2 separate regions of the Homo sapiens genome follow, and region 2 is linked to region 1. The links are chromatin contacts, found by Hi-C or POLR2A ChIA-PET in ENCODE. All regions are on one chromosome and are shown on one strand. The core of a region is the stretch at or near the end of the contact, and the rest is flanking DNA. Distances in the headings are between cores, read along the strand shown. Region 1 has its middle 71 kb from the start of MIR492. Region 2 overlaps TMCC3 (transmembrane and coiled-coil domain family 3).

The links. A loop is a pair of places that touch in the nucleus more often than their neighbours do. ChIA-PET counts read pairs that join two places held with the same protein, here RNA polymerase II (POLR2A). Pooled maps may share reads with other maps.
Region 2: a map of PC-9 shows a loop between it and region 1 (4-fold over the local background). The contact joins two enhancer-like sites. A Hi-C loop is called at or near these places in 5 of 168 maps with a recorded cell type or tissue (Calu3, PC-9, mammary epithelial cell and 1 more), 12 of 37 single-sample maps with no recorded cell type and 12 of 50 pooled maps. POLR2A ChIA-PET finds 5 or more read pairs at or near these places in 3 of 52 experiments (GM12878, MCF 10A and activated CD4-positive, alpha-beta T cell).

What each region holds. Positions count from the first base shown.
Region 1 is chr12:94,761,496-94,764,723 of GRCh38, reverse strand. No RefSeq gene overlaps it. Among named protein-coding and RNA genes, the nearest start is that of MIR492, 71 kb to the left of the region's middle. RefSeq lists an enhancer at 1,776-1,835 and a silencer at 2,156-2,205. Within about 2 kb of position 1,968, at least 7 of the 41 ENCODE cell types and tissues checked have a DNase peak (open chromatin) inside an H3K27ac peak, as active enhancers do; they include GM12878, PC-9 and mammary epithelial cell, where a contact is called at or near this core.
Region 2 is chr12:94,619,717-94,623,180 of GRCh38, reverse strand. All of the region lies in intron 1 of TMCC3 (transmembrane and coiled-coil domain family 3), which reads left to right. Among named protein-coding and RNA genes, the nearest start is that of TMCC3, 29 kb to the left of the region's middle. RefSeq lists enhancers at 1,139-1,458, 1,799-1,918. Within about 2 kb of position 1,345, at least 13 of the 41 ENCODE cell types and tissues checked have a DNase peak (open chromatin) inside an H3K27ac peak, as active enhancers do; they include GM12878, PC-9 and mammary epithelial cell, where a contact is called at or near this core.

The DNA.
Region 1 (3,228 bases), core at 719-3,218:
TCAGCCTTTGGCTTCTCATTTGAAGCTGCTGCCTGCGGTGGCATCATAGTTAGATACTTACTGTATCTAACTGATACATAGCAGGGACTATGATTTTCTCTCAGACTTAAACCATGGTCAGCAGAACTATATTTTGCTTTTGAAAATCAGAACTCTTTCAAGGTAACATGCTTCAAGAGGAGTGATCTTCTCCCCTCCCTAAAATCCAGATGTTATACTTCGAAGTTAAAAACAACTGGAAACTGAAAAGTCTAACTGCAAGCCGCCTTCTCTGCTGTTAAGCAGTCAGCGTTCACCTACAATGGTCTTTCTCTGTTTTTGCCAGTAGGTGGTGACAGTGCTGTCTGTGCAGTTTACTTAAGTCTCTTGTTATTTATTTATTATTTAAATAATACCTCTCTCTCTCTCTCTCTCTCTCTCTCTCTCTCTCTCTCTCTCTCCGTCTCTCTCTCTCTCTCTCTCTCTCTGTCTCTCTCTCTCTCAACAGAGTCTTGCTCTGTTGCCCAGGCTGGTGTACAGTGGTGGGATCTCATCTCACTGCAACCTCCACCTCCCGGGTTCAAGAGATTCTCCTGCCTTAGGCTCCCAAGTAGCTGGGATTACAGGGACCTGCCACCACACCCCGCTAATTTTTTTTGTATTTTTAGTAGATACAGGGTTCCACCATGTTGGCCAGACTGGTTTTGAACTCCTGACCTCAAGTGACCCACCCACCTTGTACAAATACATACATATTATAGGAAGAATTAGAAAACAGATAAGCACAAAGGGAGTTGGGGGGTGGGGGTTGGAATTGTATAATCCCACCATCTGTAGATAATCACTGCTGAAGTTCAGGCATACACAGCCTTTGTGGTAAACTGACCTAAGCCAGTTTAGTGGTTCACAGCTAATAGGTTATGTATGGTTGATACCAGGAGCCTCCAGTGATGACAGATCTCTACTCCACAACCTCTGTAAGGGTGAAAGGAGAAAGCAAGAGCAGTTCTCAAACCAATCCTGCTACGGGGACAAACATGCATGACCAAGCAGGCACACAGCCTGTGCTGTAAACTGCGCTGGAGAGGCCCAAGCTCCCAGCTTTCAGCCGCTTAGACAAACACCTTGCATGAAAGGCTCTCCTGTGGCCTGTGCAGCAGCAGTGTTGTAGCCATAGCATTGAGCTAACTTTACTTAGAGTCACGCAGGCCACAGAATCCTCCATAACGTAAGACTGGAGGGATGGAGGCTGCTGGCGTTGCTGAATTCTCACACCCTGGTCATAAGAAGGCGGAGTGGCCTGTACAGCATTTCCAGCTGATCCATATACAGCAAGTCCTCAAATGATGTCATTTCAATCGGTGTCATTTCATGATCACCTTGATGAGAAAGTCTGTTCCTGGCTGGGGCCCCTGTCTGTGTGGAGTTTGCACATCCTCCCACATCTGCATGGGTTTTCTCCAGGTCTCCCAATTTCCTCCTACATCGCAGAGATGTACATGTTTGGTTAACTGGCATGTGGTCCCAGCCTGAGTGAGAGAGAGAGAGCGTGTGTGTGTGTGTGTGTGTGGCAGGGGTGTGTGTGGTGGGGGTGTGGGTCTGAGTGCACCCTGCTAGGGGATGTATCCTGTCCAGGATGGGTCCCAATGTTGCAGCCTCAGCTGCCGGGACAGGCTCCAGCTACCCTTGACCCTGAAACAGGAATAACTGGGCAAATAATTATCTTCCTTGTGTTTATTAACCTTACTTAAATGTATGTATAGCTCACATGTATTTCAGTGTTTAATATTATAAATGTTTTGGTTTTTATTTAGAAGTTTTGTGATTTTTTTTGTGATCAGAAATATGCCATAAGAACTTAGCTCTTGTTGATCTCAATTAGCCTGTGGCAAAATCAGTTTCACTATATGTTGTTTCACTGAAAGTTGCAGTTTCCTGTTGATGACATGAAGTGAGCCCTTACTGCACTGTCGTGCATTGCTTAACAACAGGGATATGGTCTGAGAAATGTATCGTTAGTCAATTTTGTCATTGTGTAAACATCATAGTGTACTTATACAAACCTAGATGGCATAGCCTACTACACACCTACACTATATGCTGTAGCCTGTTGCTCCTAGGCTAAAAACCAATACAAAGTGTTACCATACTGAATAGGCAGTTGTAACATGGTGGTATTTGTGTATTTACACATATCTAAACAGAAAAGGTACAGTAAAAACACAGTGGGTTATAAAAGATTAAAAATGGCACACCTGTATAGGGCATTTACCATGAAGGGAGTTTATAGGACTGGAAGTTGCCCTGGGTGAATCAGTGAGTGGTAAGTGAATGTGACCACTCACACAAGTGTAAACTTTAAACGCTGTATACTAAGACTACACTATATTCATTTAAAATTTTTTCTTTAATAATAAACCTTAACTTACTGTAACTTTAAAAATAAATTTTAAGAAACTTTTGACACGTTCATAATAACACTTAGGACACAAATATATTGGATAGCTATACAAAAAATAGTTTCTTTATATCCTTATTCTGTAAGCTTTTTTCTATTATTTATATTTTTACTGTTTCAATTTTTTGTTATAAACTAAGACACGAACACACACATTAGCCTTGGCCTACACGGGGTCAGGATCATCAGTTTCACTGTCTTCCACCTCCACGTCTTGTCCCACTGGGAGGTCTTCAGGGGCAATAACACATTTGAAGCTGTCATTTCCTATGATAACAATGCCTTCTTCTGGAATATCTCCTGAAGGACCTGCCTGAAGCTGTTTTACAGTTAACCTCTTTTTTTCATAAGTAGAAGGAGTACACTCTAAAATAACAATAAAAAGTATAGCATAGTAAATACATACACTGGTAACATAGTTGTTTTATTATCAGGTATTATGTACTGTACATAGCTGTATGTGCTACACTTTACACAAATGGAAGAGTAGTAGGTTGGTTTCCACCAGCAACACCACAAACACATGAGTAATGTATTACGCTGCAGCATTATGACGGCTGTGAGTCACTAGAGGAGGATGGGAATTTGTCAGCTCCATTATAATCTTAAGGAGCCACCATTGTTTCTACACAGTCCATTGACTGAAACGTAGTTAAGCAGTGCATAACTGTATTTTGAACACCTATTTTCATCCAAAATAATTTCTAATATCCACTATGCTTATTAACAAACCGTCTGATGTTTATTAAAGATAAAGGCAGCCGAAGCCTTATAATAGCCAATTTTTTTGG
Region 2 (3,464 bases), core at 96-2,595, 140 kb after region 1:
TTTAGAATATCTTTTCTTTTCAGAGAAATAATGAGCTCTTGGCAACATTAAGTATTGATGGAAATGAATATTGCAATTTGGCAGCTGCTGATTGACACATGTTTGCTAAACAGCTACTCAAATTTCAGAAAGCTTGCCTAGAAGAAGAAGAAAAGTAAGATATCCCAAGAATATTTTTTACCTTCTTTGCCTAGGTATTTATTTGTAAAATCATTTTCTTTGGAAAGTTCCAGCTGAAACATGAGCTAGCTTTGGCTGAAGAGTTCAGGTGAGCCTACATAAAAGATTAAACTTCAGTAAATACAGAAGTGTTGAGGTTTTTTTGGAGCCTCTTTGCCTTGTAATTTTTTTTTTTTTTTTAAGAAAGAGCTGGTCTTTTGGTCACTGGGTCTTTTTTTATATCTGCAGGGAAGTCATAGTAACAGGCTCCGTGTCTGATTGGGTTCCATGGCAACAAAGGGTTGTGACTTTATTAAAGGAGAGTTGAGCATGCCAAGAAAGATAAAAATCAGAGTATGGAAAATGTCCGACCAGATGAATGTGTTTTTTGGATCACATGTGCCCTGGACTAGAAAGGTTTCCTGAGTCGACATCAGTCTCCATTACAGATTTGAATCGCACTGGGTTATCATTAAGGTCATAGGGATCAGTGCTTATTTTAAAAAAGAAATCCATCTACTTCTTTGCTTTTACCCATTCATTCTTCCTTTTTTAATGTCTCGGTATATTTACAAAAATCAAAACAGTGATGGTAAGTACCTAACAAGAGAGGATTCTGGCTTTTCAAGGGAGAAAAGAAATATAACATATTCTTTGTGGAACTGATTATAGCTGTATGTTGTGAGATCGTGTGGGAGGGCCAATTAGAGGCAATTATATCTCGATTGAACTCTCCCTGAATTAAAGCTTGCTGGATGCTTTCCAAGCTTGGGGGGTTTGGTTTCCCATCCATGTTTCTCTTTGATGGGTTTGGAGATCCTGGTTTCAGGCCATGGGTGTGGAGTACTCCTCTCTCCCAAAAGTAAGGAGCAGGCTGTTGCCATAACCAAAAGTGTGTGGTAATTAGAGGTCTTTTGCTGAAGGTACTAATATTTGACCAAGAAATGGTGTGATCCGAAAACTTTGAATTGTCCTGTGTTCCCGCTTCACCTGGTTGTTAACTGTGTGGGGCTGGGTTTACTTTTCTATGAAATGTACAATTGTATATTTCTCCTACTGATACTGAAAGTGAAAGAATTCCGAGGGCAGGTTGACGTTGGACACTTTACCATGTCAGTCATCCTTTAAACCAGTGGTGCGTTCTGACATGCCCCTGGGTTCAGGCTTTATTAATCACTTGGGGCCTCTTCCTGGTGAATCAGAAACTGCACAGATACTGGGGCTCTCATGATTACACATAATATAACAAGCAGTATTGGTCTAAGAGGGAAGAATTAGCTCACCAGGTTTCACAGCTCCCAGCTATCATTAATCAGCTATAAGTCCTTGGTGAAATCACTTAAACTTCTTGGGCCTTGATTTCCTTATCTTAAAATGAGTTTGACCTAAATTGGTGTTTCCTAACTTTCCTGTTTAGATAAAGAACCTGGGGTACTGCAGAACCTCCAGTAGAGATTTCCTGATTCACTGGTCTGGGGAGTGGGAAAGATCACTGGGGCTCCATCCACTCTTAACAATTTGGTGTTCGGGATATACTGATCTAGCTCAATAGTTTCAAACTACTTGGACATAAGAATGGGGTGGAGGTGGGAGGTAGAAAGGCGGCTGTCAGATGCACAGTCCAGGTTCTGTCCCTGAGATTGCCTGAAGCTGTAGCTTGAGAAACACCAGCCCCAAAGGCTCTTCCACATACTGGTCCTCACTTCCTCGAAGGAGCCAGAAGAGCTGTGTCAACTGAGAGAGCCTGGTGGGTTTGCTTACCCGCAGTGTTAACTCTAAACCCCATATCAGTGTTTGAGAAAGTTACTTATTTTAAAATCTTAGAGTACTGCAATAGTTTGTTCATAGAATTCTCTGTGCTGTGTTTCTTTTGGATAACACAGCGTTTTCTAAGCATGGTTACTTTAGGTGTGCACGAGGCAATGCCAGCCACATCCAAATTACCTGTGGAGCTTGTTAAAAAATATACAGAAGATTCAATGTGTCCTTCATAGGGCCTGGGCATCAATCTTGCTTAAGACCTGAAGGATTTTGTGTTCTTTTTAAGGTTTAGGGCAAAACCTTACAAACTGACCCTACCCTAATTTCCTCAGTGAAATCGACTTTAAGTATAAACACGCATGTTTAGCACAAGGGGAATGGTTTACATTGAGCCACTTAGATTGTAGAAGAGTCAGCAACACATAAAGTGCCTTAGAGAAAAATACCCTGACCTGGTTAATGATTAAACCATTAACTGCTAAAGCAGACCCATTCTAATGTATATCTGGTCTATACAGTTTCTATTTGTGCCTAGTTTTTCTAGTTCGTGTTTAGCAAAGATTAAGTGATATTGTTTAATGAAGTGTTTAGTAGCTCTAAATGATAAAGGTTCACATTTTTTTCTATTAAGTAGCTTAAGTGTGAATTCATTTGAAAAAAAAAAAATTCCACAGGCCCTGCACAGTAGCTCATGCCTGTAATCCCAGCACTTTGGGAGGCCGAGGCAGATGGATCACCTGAGGTCAGGAGTTCAAGACTAGCCTGGCCAACATGGTGAAACCCTGTCTCTACTAAAAATACAAAAATTAGCTGGGCATGGTGGTGGGCTCCTGTGATCCCAGCTACTCGGGAGGCTGAGGCAGGAGAACCGCTTAAACTTGGGAGGCGAAGGTTGCAGTGAGCCGAGATCGCGCCATTACACTCCAGCCTGGGCGACAGAGCAAGACTCTGTCTCAAAAAAAAAATAATAATTATTAAAAAAAAAAAATTTCCACAGTACTAAAGGGCTTAAAGCAAAATTAAAGTGTCTTTTTCCAGCTTCTTGTCCTTTTCCCCAGAGATAGCAATGATAATAATGTTATGTTTCTTTTTTTTTCTTGAGACAGTCTCGCTTTTGTTGCCCAGGCTGGAGTGCAATGGCACTATCTTGGCTCGCCGCAACCTCCGCCTTCCGGGTTCAAGCGATTCTTCTGCCTCAGCCTCCCCAGTAGCTGTGATTACATGCACCCGCCACCACGCCCAGCTAATTTTGCATTTTTAGTAGAGACAGGGTTTCTCCATGTTGGTCAAGCTGGTCTCGAACTCCCGACCTCAGGTTATCCACCTGCCTCGGCCTCCTGAAGTGTTGGGACTATAGGCGTGAGCTACTGCGCCTGGCTGCAATGTTATGTTTCTTATGTGTCTTTACAGAAATAGTCTTGACACAAAATATACATATCTATTATTTATTTAACCAGTCGCCTATTGATATGCGATTTAAGTTCCTCCCAGGATGATGTTTTTTCATGTTTCTTTTGCTTTGTAATACTGTATTGAAAACTTGT